Regions from separate parts of the Mus musculus genome. Here region 2 is linked to region 1. Evidence: chromatin loops called from intact Hi-C (ENCODE). Cell type or tissue: left cerebral cortex. All regions are shown on one strand.

Region 1 (8,000 bases):
TACTCAAAATAGCTCTTAAGGACTGCTGGAATTGAGTCGCTCCAGTGGTGACAGATTGACCACACACCCATCAAGCTGGGCCACGGACCAGAGCCATAGAACTGGCTCCTAACCACCAGGCGCCCAGAGGGCTAGTCAGGCGAGTAAGACCCTAGTCGCTGGGATCTCGAAGTCTGGACTCAGGAACCAGCTAGTGGCCAGACTCCGCCTTGACGGAACAGAGTCCTCCCCGCCCTTTTGGAGCTGGGAGCCGCGGGGGGCCCGGCACCCGGCACCGCCCTCGCCCACTGCTCACACAATGGGGCGCGTCGAGGGGCGGCCCGGCTTGAGCTTCAGACCTAGCCCTCATTGCCTAACTCCCGGTTGTTGCCAAAGCACCTGATGACCTCAGACTATTGCCCACCCTCAGGAGGGTGCAGAAGCTTGGGAGCAGCAGCCCTGGGGGGGGTGGGGGGGGGGAGAAAACGGAAGTGCCACCCCCTGCAGGCAGGGTGGTGACGTCACCCTACCGCCAGCCTGTAGCGGGGGTGGTTGCCCATCACGTGATCCACGCCCCTCAGAATCCCGCGCGCGCGCTCCCTCCCCCCCCTTTTCAACTAGACTCCCACCTCTCCCGCCTCCTCTCCCCAACTTTCGCCCTCCCTGCTCCCTCACCGCTGTCAACAGCGCCAGCTCCGCCCTCCCCAACGGCGAAGCAGCGGGCTCCTGAGTTCAGGTCCTTGCTCCCTGAGCGCAGGGTGCCCCCCTCCCACCCTGTCCCCAAATTTAGGCGCTCAGGGTGCGTGGGCCTCGGGGGTGCAGTGGCGGCGGCGACAATTCTCCACTCATTCCTCCCACCGTGGACCAGGCGGACTCTGCAGGTCTGCGTTCAAAGGGGACCGAGAGACGCGCACGGCCTCCGGGGAGCCCCCTCCTCTCACCCTGCGGCCCGCCTGCTCTGCCAGCTCCGTCTCCCGTGGGGGCCACGCGCAGATCTCCTCCTGGAGCCCCTCACTCTCTTCGCTCCGTGCACGCCGGGGTTACAGCTTTGCTTTTTTTTTTTTTTTTTCCTTCTGTCGCTGCTGCTCCTCGTTCTATTTCCTTACCGCCCCCCGCCCCCGCCCCGGTTCCCTTCTAAAAGTGGAGGCTGGAGGAGGGAGAAAAGCAGCCTAGAGTCGAAAGGGGCGGTGCGCACTGACCTGTCAGCGACGGAGGAAGACCCCCGGTCTGGGCGAGCTCTCCAGCCAGTGGGGGCACTGGAGCGCAGGGCTCGAGCGGAGCGGCGGCTGCGCTCGACCAGGTGTCCCCTAGGCCGGTCTGCGCCGCCCCCTCCCTCGGCGCCGCGCTCTCCGCCCCAACATCGGGGACCAGGGAACCCCCCAGCTCGATTTTTTGTGCAGTTTCAGCAAAGCTCCGAGGAAGTTGGTCCTTTTGTTCCACTATTTATAGATTGCGTCAACATTGCGAAAAGAAGAAGGCGGAGCGGTGGCCCCTCCCCCGCCCCTCGGCCCGCTCCCAGGAGAGAAAAGCCCCAGCACACGACCTAAGTACACAGCGCGCCAGCCGCCCGCCCCCGGGCCTCCTGCTCGCCACTTCCCCCTCCCCCCGCCCGGGCCCGAGCGCTGCCAACCCCGTCACGTGCCCTCTCGGGAAAACCAGCTCCCCGGGGCTGTGCGCCGCCCGCCTGGTTCCGTGGCAGCGGCCTCCGCCCTGCGGCGCTCCCCTGCTCCTGGCTGGGGTCGCCGGCCCGGGTGGTGTGCACGACCTGGGGACCCGCACTCTGACCACTCGACGGGGGGTGGGGGGGGGGAATTTCTCCCGGACCCGAGCCTTGCGCGCGGAGTGGCCCCGAGCGTGCCGTTCGCTCGCTCGCTCGGGCGTCTCTACCTCCCTCCGTCTCTGGGAGCGCCACCGCCCTACTTGCAGAGAGCGCGCGCGTTTGGGCCTCGCTTTGGAGCCCACGGCCTGGACAAGTCCCTGTGCCCCCTACGTGCGGCGGCTCCCGCAGGCGTCCGCTTGCTAGGCCTCGCTCCCCCGGCCAACGGGCGTGAGGGGTGCGGGGGTGGCTCGCAGCAGCTCCCAGGCAAAAGCGCTGGGCGCGGGAAGCGCGGGGCGGACGCTCTGGATCCGCAGGTGCAGCTAGCTTCACGCTAGCTTCCTTCTCGCTTTCCCAGCTGCTTAAAGCCCCAGGCATTTGCGCATCCGACTCCTTGACAAGGGAACGCGGTTCTTGAGGACTTACTCTTTGGTTACAGGAGTGATTGGGGCAAACCATTACAAGTTGCCTTTAAACCCCGAGGACGAAGTGATAGGCCCCTCCAAACCCCGAAGTGAAACTGAGCGCCCTGCTGGCCTAAAGCCTAGGCGGAGGGCTCAGTGTAAACAAAAAGTGCGATAAACACCAAAGGAAGGCCTTACAATTAAGGCAAACTAAGTGGTTAGTCTAAGCGTGATTAACTTCTGTAGCTTCTAGTCCCTTTCCTAAGTAATTGATTTCAGAACGCAGTTTTACTTTTCAGGATCAGAACATAATAAGTTAGCTACCAGATCACTGATTCAGGAAAACAGGCTGAGCTCGGATGAGAACAGGAAACGCATCGGACTTTCCCAGCAACTGGAGAGGGGTAAACAGTCTAGAAGAACTCCCCCCATCCCACTCCCCCGCCCCAAGTTCGGACCACCACCACGCCTCAGCACGGGCACCTACCTACTGTGAGGGGCTTGGAAGTTAGGTATAAGGGTGGGTCCAAACCTGGTAGAGCTTTTCCAAGAGTCAGATGGGGGAGGAAATAGATTTGCCTAGAGTTGAGAAACCTTTCCAGATTTAGGCCCGCTTGCTTTCGCTCTCTCTATTTCTATTTCTTTTCTTTCTTTCTTTCTTTTTTTTAAAGGAGAAACTTTAGATTCTAAAGCTTAGAACGTGCCTTCCAAGTTTGCTATGTGTGTGCTTGCTAAAAGAAGGAAGTGAGACAATATAAAGTGAACTTTTGCAGCACTCGCTTCCTTTCTAAAGTTTGGAGCTGCAGGCCTGATAGGCTTTGGTCGCCCACACCTGGCGGTGTGCAGAGCCTAGGGCGGGACCTCAATCTTCCCCATCCTCTGCAATTTATCCAAAGGCCCTAGCTACTCACCTCCCGGTCCTTGTACCCTTCATTACTCAGCATTTGGAAAACAAACCTCTTATGAATGCAAATTCGTTTCTTTGACACTTTGGTTGCAGCAATAGCTACAAATCACGTTTCTTTGCATTTAGTAAACAAGTCAGGGCCTCCTGGTCCTTCCCACTCTTGCAAGGGTCAGAGTTTGTCAAGGCATGGTCATGGTTGCCTTACCCCGTCCTCCGACTAAGGCTCAGCGGCACAGCTATTTTGTTAAGACACCGGCTTTCCGCCCCCACTTTGTTCTTTCACGGTCTTCCTAGCCGCGGAGAGGAGGGAAGGGAATCAAAACGAAACCACTTCAGGCGCATCAGTCACAGCCACTTCCCTAAGGGCAGCGGTGGCAGACCTAAGTGTAGGGTCGCAAACATTGGCCGAGATGGGGGTGGGGGTGGGGGGAGCTGTTCCCGAAGGAAGCCCAGGAGTTGCCAGGATCTGTCCTAGGTTGCGAAGGGTCCCCCTCCCCCCAAACTCCCATCTCCGGAAAAGTGCATATGGATAGTACATCAATCTTGCATGGAGAGTTTGGTCTGGGTCTCGAAGTTGAAGACTGAGACCCTGCAGAAGTAAAGGAGTGTGACACGAACGAGTTTGGCTTCTAGTGGCAGATGTCTTAGCAGGGTCTCAGGCAGGAACGCAGGCGAGGGTGCGCAAAGGCCTCTTGGGACTCGAGGCCCACGGAATTCTTGCCCGGCTGAAACTGGATAAGCATCCCGCCCACACGCAAATAACCAAAGTTCTATACAATTTAAAAGACTTCACGAAACTAGTGGTATCCCTCTTCCCTCATAGGAGTCATTGCAGTGACAAAGGCGGCCTCCGGCAGGTTTCAAAGAGACGGGTGGGCCGACTTTAGCAGTTCAGGGAAGGCATCTTACGAGGTGAAGGTAACCAAACACAACTGGGGCGCTCAGGAATGGCAGCTGGTGTCAATCTAGTCAGCTAAAACGTGTCCTCGCTTCCCCTTCTTCCCCCACAGAGAAACAACACTGACTTGAAACAGCTTCCACCCTCACCCCACCCCCATACTTTCTTTACCACACACTTTATTCTGTTTAGTAACACCTTTGTTGCAGCAGTATCTGTAGGTCTGGGCAAGTGTGAGAAAGACCTGCAGGGTCTCGGGGAGTTGAAAGTGGAAACCGTTTGCTGGAGTGCTCGCCCTGCTCACCCACACCTGACTAAGGACTTAGCAGACAGCCATTACCCTTCCAGCTGCTCAGAGGCGCTTTGCTTTTGCACTGAGGTCATTCGCTCTGTAAAACCCAAGACTAGGAGTCCTGTATGTATTTGCATTGTTCAGACTCAGCTTCGCCAATAATTTAACCACAGGACTCAAAAAAAAAAAAAATGGCCTTGCCTTTCATAAGTTCTCTTGGTCGAAACCTGGAAAGGCAGATATTTCTACCCCCGGAACCCTCTTGGTAAACATCAGAAAGCCCTAACTGAAAGGGAAGGCCCACTTTATCCTCTTTCCCCTCTATATGAGTGAGGCAAGCTACCTAGGAAATAGACCCTGACGCTCTCTTTTTAGCTTTCCCCCATTTCTTAAAAAAATAAAATTACCCAGCACAAAAGCTAGTTTTGACTCAAGAGATTATAAAAGGTCTGCGTTTACCAAGTTCGACCTTTGGTCTTATTATATGGCTAGTTTTCTCACTCTTGCAAATGACGTGTTTTCGTGATCGGGTTCCATGGGGTGTTGCTGTTAAAGTGGGCGTCTGTGATTGTGAAGTTGGTCTTGCCCTCCATTCTTTCTAAACAAAAAGCACGCGCTTAAAAAAAAATCCACACTCTACGTTCTTTAGTTTAAAAAAAATCCATGCATTCATAACTAATGTTTTGCCTGAGCTAAAGTTAAGACTTAAATGCTCAAACTGCCATCCTTTGCGCTCGCCACTGAAACCCGAGTCAGACACCTTGGTGTGGAGTCCAGTTTGGAAATAAATCCACGCCTTTCGAGGTGAAATGGGAGCATGGCCCAAGCGATGCATCTGGCTTTAGATTTTATGAGGAATATGGTCTGGAAAAGGGAGCGCCTGTTTTAGCCGGCTGCGTGCCCTGGTAGAGTCCTCCTGGAATTCCTCCTGCAAACAGCGCGTCTGGCCTCGACCCACAGGGCCTCAGGCGACCTCTGGGCGCCGAGCTTTTGAGTTAACCCTCCAGCATCGAGCTCTCCCCGGCCTCAGCTGAGGTCGCTAAGCTGCGGCTGACTTCAACCAAAAGGAGAAAGTTTAAGGTTGTAGATCAGATGTCCTGAAGTTGGAGAAAGGGACAAGAGACTGCCTTCGCGGTTAGTTACTAAAAACCTCGGACACCTCGTGCTGGCTGCGAGGCGAAGAAAACTCCCTTGGGGGAAACACTAGTGTACCCAAGACTGTGCCAAACACTCCACAAGTCCCCAGGTAGCGTTCCACCCCCGCCCACCACCGGGTTCTTTCACAATCCAGCGGGTTTCTGGCGAGGGTTCGGCGTGGGTTAGGGGCTGCAAAGAGGTACAGGAGCCGAACCTCCTCCGTTTTCCGCCCACTCAGTCCAGGAAACCTTGAAGCGGGGAAAAAAAAAAAAAAAAAAGGCGCGACGCGGTGGGGTGTGGGGACGCTGACACAGTTCACAAGATGTCCGGGTAGGGTCCTGGGGGTCGGGGCGGGTGCGTTCAGCAGGGAGCAAGCGGAGGCTGCAGGTCAGAGTGTCTGCTACGGGGGGGGGGGGGGGGGGAGGGGCGGGGGAATGCTTCCAAAGAAAACGAGGGTAAGTAAAGAAAGGGGCCCGCAGCAGGGAGCTCCTGAACTCAGTGTCCGGGGAGTGCCTGGGCACTGACTCGCTCCGAGGGAAGAGACTCCCAAGTGGGCTTCTCCCTGAGCGGGGCTGGACCGGTGCCGAGCCGCGGGGCACTGAGGTCGCCAAGTCGCCTTCAAAGCCGGCGGAGGCGCGTCCCCATTCAAGGCTGGGGAGAGGGAGGTTCGTCGAAAGTAGCGCCTCTCGCCTCGCGCTCCTGTGACACCCGGAGAGGCAAGGGAGCCTCGGCCACCAGAAGCCCAGTTGAAAACCACCCAGTTTCCCAAGTTTCTAAAGTGAAAATCCACACAGAACTACGCCCATTTCCCCTTCCCGAAGAAAACCAAAGCAAGTCTAAAGCCAGGCCTCCGAACTGAACTCTGTGTCCCCCATCGCGCTTGCCCAGGCGTGGGCTGCAGGGCGCTACTCCTCAGGCTGCTGGGCGTGGGGTGCGTTGGGTGTAAGGCTGTTCACCTCCCGGCAATCACAGCAGGAAATGCTTCGCCTGGCTTTCGATCACCCAGTCAAAACATTTGGTTGTATCTCGAAATAACTTTTTTGAGAATCTGGAAAAACAAACAAACCCCCCACCCCAGCACAAATAGAATAACTAATAGACTTCCATCAGACAACCATTTATTCCCAATTATAGTGAGACCTCCCCCCATCCCATTAATTAAAAGAGCTGAAAATGTGGAGATTTGACTGCTTCCCACAGTTTCTGGCCGCTGTTCCTTGTTCTCACCTGATTCTCTTCTCTCCCCCTCCCCTTTCTTCACGATTACTTTCTGTCTTATTTTTCTTTTTCAGGTGCTTGCTTCAATCATATCTCCTACAACAATGCATAGCCCTCTCACCTTAGCCTCTACGCCGCAGTTTACATACCCTCGCAAAAACAACTAGTTTTTAGTTCCTTTTAATGTACAGCCACGGTTAATTGTGCATTGTTTGTGTGTGAGCAGCGCTCTCTCTGTCTCTGTCTCTCTGTCTCTCACCCTTCCTCCTTCCGTACTTCCCTTCGCCCCCCAACAAGGACGTGTTCCTAATTACAAGCCCGGTCTCCTTCCCAATACTGATAGGGCTTTATTTTTACAGAAACTGAAAGAGTTAGGAAAAAAAATCACCATGAGCTAAGCCACAACTCCGCTTTTTTTTTTTTTTTTTTGACAAATACGAATACTAAACGGTGTAGTCCGTTTTTTGAAAAAAACAAAACAAAACCTTAAATATTACTAAGTATGGATCTTTTCATTTTCTTTGGCTGTTTTTCACTTCCAATAAGGAAGTATTAAAAACGAAATTCTTGCGAATAAAATAAAATTACGTAAGCTGTACACTTTAGTTTGGAGGAAGAAGATGGACATTTCAGGCTTTTTAAAAAAAGATCTTTTACGGATAGGCAGTTATTAATGTGAAATAAAATGTTTAAGCTAGTCTTATCCGGTGCCTGCACGTAGTAGGTGCTTCCCTAGAATTTTCCTTACCTCCTTTCACTTCTTCCTGCATTTAAAAATGTTGGCAGAAGATACAGACTTAACTGCGTCTAAGGAAATTATGTTAAACTTTGCTTCTGGTTAAGGTAATCTCCGCTCACATAAAAACTCAGAAAATTTACCCAGGGAACTTTAATAAGATATTAAAACTTAATGGAAATAGCTAGGCAGAATAAAAGTACTGTGATTACATACATATAAATCTGAAACACATTAAATTAATTGGAGTTTTTCAGTGACTGTAATAGTAACTATTACCCTTTGATTCCCTTTACCTATTTCTTTAGTAAGAACGAAATTTGTGGGTTGTTACTCATTTCTAACATCTCTGGTGGAGCCGCCTCTGCCCACTGCTGACCTATCTTGACCTTGTATCGATCAGAGCGCAATTTGTATTTCTAAGCAATTTGGCCGATTTTCTTTTTGATAGAGGTTTAAGTGCATTTTTAAAAGCATAAAATCGGAAACTGGAGAAAGCGTTTAACACCCACAAGCTGGAAAAACCCACCTACGCCCTCCTCCTGTCCTGGGTGTGGAGACACTGGAGGCTGAGAGCTGGCTGGAGCCACTTTGTGACATTGCTCAGCGGTCA
Region 2 (8,000 bases), 72 kb after region 1:
GCATTGATATTTTTCTTGGCCCCAGTGTTCTTTCCTTATATTTAATCAACTGCTGCCTGAGTTTTTAAACACTAAATTCATGACATTTATTAAAGATAGACACAATTCTTCTTCCCACTGCAAGCGTACTCAGTGTAGTGTAATATCAGGTAACCATGCCTACACAGGTCAACCCTTTACAAATACCTGTTTTGTGATGTATTTTTTTTTTTTATTGGAAGCACTACAGACCTTTTAGGAGCAGTCAGCCACAAATGAAGACAAGATTGTTTATATCTCTGTCATCGTTTTTCCCCCCTGTGTCAAGTCAAGTTTATAACTGCTTTCCTTTGTAATTTAATCTAAAAGAGCAGCAATGTGGAAGTGCCATACATGAGTAGACTCAGGAGGCAAGCAGGAAAGTTATTCCCATCATCTTACTGTGACATTCTGTAGCAGGTCTCCAAATATGTATAGTGCCTTTTTATGTAGAGAACAAATCAGTTCTCATTTCATGGTGACAGATGTCTGTGTGTGAAAGAGAAAATAAAATGTTGGCTCGGTTTATTTGGCACCATGCCTTTTAAATCACTCTAGTAATGTAGCATATGAATTATATGTATCTGCGACCTATGGATATACATGAATGTATATGTGCATGTGTTTTGGATAGAGTCGTATTTAACACCTGTATTCTTCCTAATGGGACATTGAAAAGGAAATCTCAAACTCAGTATCATTGCTGAACTGCTTTAAGCCACTCTTTTATTATAAAGTCTTTGAATTTTCAGGAAAGCTGAAAGAATCCTGCAAAGAACCGCCCTCCTGGAGCACCGTGTTTACTCCATAGTTGATGTCTTAATAGACTCTCTTTATCACCCACAGATGAATCAACCTACTCCATTTATTTATCAACACACCTTAGTTTTTGGATACATTCCAAAGTAAGTTGTAGACTTCAAAACATGTTATCTCAAGTCATTCAGTCTGCGTTGTCTTTAACCCCAGGTAGATGATATTAAACATAAGTGACCCCCGAATTCTACTAGAGAACTCCCATAGCCGATAAACACTTTTGGCAAAGTGGCTGGATACAAAATTAACTCCAAAAAAACATCAGTTGCTCTCCTTTATGCAAATGATAAATGGGTGAGAAAGAAATTAGGGAAACATCACCCTTTATAATAGCCACAAGTAATATAAAATATCTTGGTGTAACTTTAACCAAACAAGTAAAGATCTTATAACAAGAACTTCAAATCTCTGAAAAAAAGGAAATTGAGGAAGATCTCAGAAGATAGAAAGATGATTTGTGCTCATGGATCAGTAGGATTAACAAAGTGAAAATGGTCATCTTACCAAAAGCAATCTACAGATTCAATACAGTTCCCATCAAATTTCCAACACAATTCTTTACAGAATTTTCTTGAAAAAAAATTCTCAGTTTCATATGGAAAAACAAAAAACCCAGGATAGCTAAATCAATCCTGAACATAAAAGAACTTCTGAAGGTATCACCATCCCTAATCTCAAGCTGTACTACAGAGCAATAATAATAAAAACTACATGGTATTGGTATAGACACCAATTGGTATAGGTTGATCAATGGAATTGAATTAGTGATACAGAAATAAACCCACATAACTACGGACACTTAACTTTTGACAAAGAAGGCAAAAATCATACAATAGTTAAAATAAAGCATCTTCAACAAATGATACTGGTTTAGCTGGATATCTGCATGTAGAAGAATGCAAATAGATCCATATCTATCAGCCTGCACAAAACTCAAGTCAAAATGGATCAAAGACCTTAATGTAAAACATATACACTAAATCTAATAGAACAGAAAGTGGGGAGTAGCTTTGAACTCATTGGTATAGGAGACAACTTCCTGAACAGAATACTGATTGCTCAGGCGCTAAGATCAACAGTTGATAAAGGAGACCTCATGAAACTGAAAAGCTTCTATAAGATTCTCAATAGAGGAATCTTTAATGGACGAGAAGCACTTAAAGAAATGTTCAAAGTCTTTACTCGTTAGGGAAATGCAAATCAAAATGACCCTGAAATTTCTATCTTACATCTGTCAGAATGGCTAAGATAAAAAGCTCAAGTGATAGTATGTGCTTGTGAGGGTATGTAATAGGGGGAACACTTTTCCATTGCTGGTGGGGGTGCAAACTTGTACAACCCATTTGGAAATCAATTTGGCACTTTCCCAGAAAGCTGGGAACAGTTCTACCTCCAAACCCAGCAATACCACTCCTGGGCATATACCCAAAAGGTGCCCCACTATATACCAAAGGGACACGTTCATACCAGCTTTATTCACAATAGCCAGAAACTGGAAACAACCTAGATGTCCCTCAACTGAAAAATCAAGAAAATGTAGTATATCTATACAATGGAATACTATTCAGCTATTAAAGACAAAGACATCATGAATTCTGCAGGCAAATAGATGGAACTTGAGAATATCATCCCAAGTGAGATAACCCAGACCCAGAAAGACACATACAGTGTGTGCTCACTTATAAGTGGACATTAGCCATAAATTACAGGATAACCATGCTACAATCCACAGACCCACAGAAACTTGGCAATAAAGAGGTCCCAAGGGAAGATGTGTGAATGTCGCTCAGAAGAGAAATTAGATAGCTATCAAAGGTGGATGGAGAGAAGGGAAGAGGTGGGAATAGCGGTGAGGAGGGGAATGGGGATGGTGATTAGGTGAAGGAGAGAGGGCTGGGAGTGAGAGTGGTAATGGTGGGGGTGGGGCGGGGATCTCTGGTGACTAGCAGGAGGCCTGGGACTGGAGAGGATTCAGGAGTTTATGGGAGTGACTCTAGCTTAGATTCCTACTAGAGGGTGATATAGAGACTGAAATGGCCACCTCCTGTAGCCAGGCAGGACTTCCACCCACAAAACCTTTAACCAAAGTTTTGTCCTGCCTACAAGATGTACAGGAATAAAGATGGGAGCAGAGATTGAGGGAACAGCCAATCAATGACAGACCCAACCTGCAGAGACCCACCTCATGTGAGAGAGCCAACCCCTGGCACTATTAACTCTGCTATGCTTGCAAGATAGGAACTGAGCACAACTGTCTCCTGAGAGTCTCCATCCAGCAGCAGATGGAGGCAGAGATGCAGAGACTCACAGCCTAACATCAGGTGGAGCCTGGGAAGTCCCCTGGAATCGTGGGGGATGGAAATGAGCAAGGAGGAGGACCAAGGACACCACAAGAAGAGCCACAGAGTCAACTAACCTGAGACCATAGGGGTGCACAGAGCTTGGGCCACCAACCAGGCAGCATGCAGGAACTGGATCTAGACCCCAGACCCATCTATAGCAAATGTATAGCTTGGTTTTCCTGTGGCTCCCTTAACAAGTGAAGCAGGGGCTGTCTTAGTCTCTGTTCCCTGCCAATGGATCCTCTTCCCCTACCTGAACTGGCTGGTTGGGCCTTAGTAGGAGAGGATATGCCTAGTCCTGCTGGGACTAGATACCCCAGGGTAGGGTGATACCCAAGACAGGGTGGGGGTGGGGGGTGGGGGGGTGGGGGGTGTCTCCCCTTCTCTGCAGAGAAAGGGAAGGGGCAATGGGGGGAATGAGAAGGGGAAGTGGGACTGTAAAATAAATAAATAAAAAAAAAGAATGAAATGCACACATACACAGTGGATTGACAGACTTATGATAAATGCACACAGCTGTAAACCCTGATCAGGGTTGGCTCAGAATGTTGCCACCATTTCAGGATGCTCTCTTTGCACTCCTTCCTGTCATCTCCACCCTGCCTCAGAGGCAACTGTCCTGACTTCTTGCCTAACATGGTGTATTTACATATATAACCATGCAACTGCTTTGGGGAGTGAAAAAAAAAAAGACCTTTTATTTCATTGTTAACACTGAATCTGAATTCCTGGCTGGTTAAAACGTGGCCTCCAGGTCCTTGGGGCTCAGAATTATAGATTTCCATCCAGGGCAGATCAGGGCTCAGTGTCCAGTTGACAACAGAAGCCTTAAATGCTTTCTTAGGCAGCTCATCCTTATGACAAGACAGGAGTGAAAATGGGAAGAGGGTTTGGGAAGAGAAACTGGCTGAAGGATTTTAGTCACTGAATGCACACAGACCTGCCAGGCGGCTTGTCCAGTGGGGGCGGGGCAGAGGATTTTTTTCCCCCCCAAGCCCAGGCTGGGAAGGAAGGTCCACTCTTGCGCTTCCTTCTCCATAGGTTCCTCTTTCTCTAACTCATTCTGGTTTCCATCCTCTTCCTCGCCTGCTGGGGGTGAGGCTGTGATGGGAACACTGGGCTCTGGAGGTGTTCCTTCCCACAGTGTTCTCTCTCTCTCTCTCTCTCTCTCTCTCTCTCTCTCTCTCTCTCTCTCTCTCTCTCTCTCTCTCTCTCTCTCTCTCTCTCTCTCTCTCTCTCTCTCTCTCTCTCTCTCTCTCTCTCTCTCTCGGCAGGGCTGGGGAGGGAGGGAGAGCAGCCAGCCCGCCTTGGTCGTGAGTCAGCAGCTCTCCCCTCCTACCCAGGGAGAGGCTGTGCCAAGTCGCCCGCCCTCCCAGACTGGAGCACAGAAGTCCCTAGGGACCGTGTCTGGTGGGACATGGAGAAAGTGAGAGCCTGCCGCGGGCATGCCACGTGTTCCTGAGCGTGTGCACTCCGCTGAGCAGTTCTTACATAGCCTTCCTGGGCCTTTAGAAAGCATTTGAAAGTGGTTATGTATGGGAAGGCATGGCACAAATGCAAACAAGTTAAATTGCGTCTAGAATGTATAATGCAGTTTTCAAAACGTTATAAAACCTCTCGAAGAGGGGTTTCCTCTTTTAAGTTTTTGTTTAATTCTTGTGAACAGCCTTAAATACAGTTCAGCTTTGCAGTGTGCAGGCGTAGGGAGCATAACTAATTCTGTCCCCAGGAGATTACTTTGTCTTTGGAAGCGCCATCGTTTGTACTATTTTTAGCCAAGGAACCATATGCATTTTCGAGTAAAAAGCTGTCCTATTACTGTTTGGTAGTTTGTTTTTTATAAAACCACATACTGTTAGATAATGAAGAGAAACATTTCTAAGCTCAGGTTGCATATATTGTGAATCACGTGCCTTTCCCTTCATTTTGAATAAATACATAATAAAAATCCCTGTGATTTATTTATTTTCACATAGCTTACTTGCCTCCCAAGATTCACAAGATCTATTTCAGTAGTTGCTAAAAAGTAAATTCCCGAAATCCCATATTGTGTAGAACTATCTCAGGAACTCTGTCTGAGTTTAACAAAAGCGCTGTCATAGCAACATCTGGTTATATGTAATAGAGAGTATGTTGCATGTGCATATCTAAAGAAATGTAATATGGCATTTCCACCTCCAGTTCTGGATACAGTGATACAAGTTTTAACTACTCAAAACCTTTAGTGAGGACAGTTTACTGATTAAAAATGTTCAGTAGCAGGTGTTGCATCTCACATGTTCCTCTTGTCTAAAAGATGGCTTCATTGGGGCTGGCTTACAGGTTCAGAGGTTCAGTCCATTATCACCAAGGTGGGAACATGGCAGCGACCAGACAGGCATGGTGCAGGAAGAACTGAGAGTTCTACATCTTCATCTGAAAGCCGCTGGAAGACTGGCTTCCTGGCAGCTATGACAAGGGTCTTAAAGCCCACACCCACAGTGACACACCTACTCCAACAAGGCCACACCTTCAGACAGTGCCACTCCCTGGGCCAAAAATATGCAAACTATCACAGTGTATTTGTGTGTGTGTAGATTCAGTGCTTGGCTTGCCCTGGATGTAAGTGAAACCGCCTGCCCTGAAACCTTCAGATAGGTTATCGTATTGCTGAAGAAGCTCGTTATGATCACTTCAGTGGGGTGACTTGTGACTTACTAGTCCCCTTGTGAGAAAGGTGATCATTTCCTGAAGACTAAATAGTAGGGTTTTTTTTTTTTTTTTTGGCCCCTCTCTTGGTATGAAGCATGCAGAGGGAGTGTGCCCTCAGCCTTAAAGATCCTTGATACTTGAGGTAGAGCGACTTTCACCATTGAGCCCTCACCACTGCCACAGTGAGCTGTCTGTGGAAATAGTCTTTCCTCCAAGGCCATTTTCATTTTAACACAAGTGAAGAACTACAGAGCTCTATCATGGGGTAAGCCGTTTGCAATCATTTTGTTCTAAAATGAAACACTGGCCAATGACAAACAGCTTTGTATTCTAAGGTGACGATAAAACTGGAAAAAGTCTTTTTTTTGCAAATCTTCTTAAGGATCAGGACTGAGTGCAGGTCCAGTCAAGTGTTGTCCAGAGACTTTCCTAGGAGTAAAGCAGAATCTCAGGGTGGTGCCTGGTACAAGTCTCTGAAGATGCTGGTGCTCTGACAGGAGCAAGATGCTATGCACAAAAGTGTTGGGAGAATGTGAGTCTTTATTGCTTGTAAGAATATTTTTGCTTTGAATTTTATATATCTGTGTTTTAGTTTAGATTTTTGATCTAGCATAAGCAGAATTCTAGTCTTCAGTAGCTGGCTAGACATAGCATATTAACCTTCAAAAAATTTAAAGGTATTATTTCATGTTTTGTAAAAATAATGAAACTCACCATAAGCAACTTTAAGAACCACTGGTATTTTATAAGTAACAATGAATTAGTGTCAGAAGTGTGTGTGTGTGTGTGTGTGTGTGTGTGTGTGTGTGTATCTACCACATCTACTAGGCCAAACAGCAGCGGATTCCTCACTAGGGCCCATGACTTTCCCAGTCTTGGGGTTTGAATAGGTTTATAGCACCAGAAGTGAATTTCCTTCTGTGAAACGGACCCAAAGGCCAAGCACAAAGTGTTAGTTATCCCTGTAACAGACTTGACATCATTTGTACCAATGGGCACATCTTGTCTGGCCACTCAATGGTGCTGCATGCAAAGTCTACAGCTGAGTAAGGTAGTTGGTAAGAACTCTGTCTTGGCCACCTGAATAGCAATCTGAAGGATAGCTAACATGGAGGAAGCTTCCAGCCCAGTATCACATTATTATTTTTCTATGTTTTTATGATAGCTGCATGTGGTGTGAACAGGATCTCACCATCTAGGTCTGGTGGTCAACAAATGTCACGGGCCAACCAGCAGCTCGTGAGGAATGGTACAACTGAGATGGCAGCTCGGGCTGAAAGAGAGGAACTAAACAGACGGAAGAAAGAACGGAGCCAAGTCAAAACGGACTCTGATCAAAGCTCAATTATACTATCCCAACACGCAGTTTATGAAGGAGGGGAAGGGGGGCCGATTCCTGCCAAATAGTCCTGGAGTCCAGTAGCAGGGTGACCACGTGTATGGCTCTGAACAGCCAAGCTGCAGGTTCCAGCAGTGGGCGTGGCAGAACGATTGAGCGGCAAGCTCCATCCAGGTGTAAACAGTGGAACCATTAAGGCTGGGGGAGGGGAAGCTACAAACAAATATCAGTGGCAATTGCTCATATTGTTTCTGGGATCTTAGTGGCTTCCCCATCAATAATTGCAGGGAGTTAGCCAACCTCTGGCATGAGGCTTTTATTTAATAACCTTAAAGCTTTATCCACTTGCACAGGATACTCGAGGGGTAAATTCTAATTCTGGCATTGCCTAAGGTGACTTTGGGTAAGCCTGGGCAGGTGTGTGTGTGTGTGTGTGTGTGTGTGTGTGTGTGTGTGTGTGTGTGTGTGTGTGTGTTTATAATTGACTCTGAAAGAGAGATTTTCAGGAGGCAGAGAGGTGTAGGATAGCTGCTGTCACTGAGAGAAGCCTATATTGAGTATATAGGTGTCTGCAGTGTATGCAGAGTCCATCTGCTTCCCCTGAATTTGTTCTGAGTTCGTTTTGACTCAAATAAACAACCTGTTATCTTTTAATGGAGTCATAAGTTAGAGGAGAATTGTTACGCTATTCACATATCTCTCTTCCACCTGAAGGTCTGCTGCAGCGAATTGTTCTGGATTTGCTTTGTCTGACCTGTCTTTGCATCACTGCATCATTGTTGAGATATACTTAT

What was found. Hi-C counts contacts between places; a loop is a spot of excess contacts. Peaks named below come from ENCODE experiments on the same cell type or tissue, not always from the same donor. Only the 100,000 strongest peaks of a DNase experiment are listed, where the experiment ranks them.
Region 2: it touches region 1 in a loop (7-fold over the local background); 4 of 42 quality-filtered maps call a loop at or near these places.

The regions. Positions count from the first base shown.
Region 1 is chr14:61,680,932-61,688,931 of GRCm38, forward strand. Dleu2 (deleted in lymphocytic leukemia, 2) reads right to left here and starts at 1,442. Exons shown (of 7, transcript NR_028264.1): 1 at 1,179-1,442. Gm35196 (a long non-coding RNA gene) reads right to left here. Exons shown (of 4, transcript XR_003951167.1): 4 at 5,855-8,000. In left cerebral cortex, CTCF peaks have their summits at 182 and 1,216; DNase peaks (open chromatin) are centred at 124, 552, 1,498, 2,008 and 3 more places; H3K4me3 peaks cover 4,386 bases; H3K27ac peaks cover 3,731 bases.
Region 2 is chr14:61,753,091-61,761,090 of GRCm38, forward strand. No RefSeq gene overlaps it. Among named protein-coding and RNA genes, the nearest start is that of Gm46480, 50 kb to the left of the region's middle. In left cerebral cortex, a CTCF peak has its summit at 4,588; DNase peaks (open chromatin) are centred at 3,204, 3,836, 4,186, 4,589 and 2 more places; H3K4me3 peaks cover 581 bases; H3K27ac peaks cover 1,010 bases.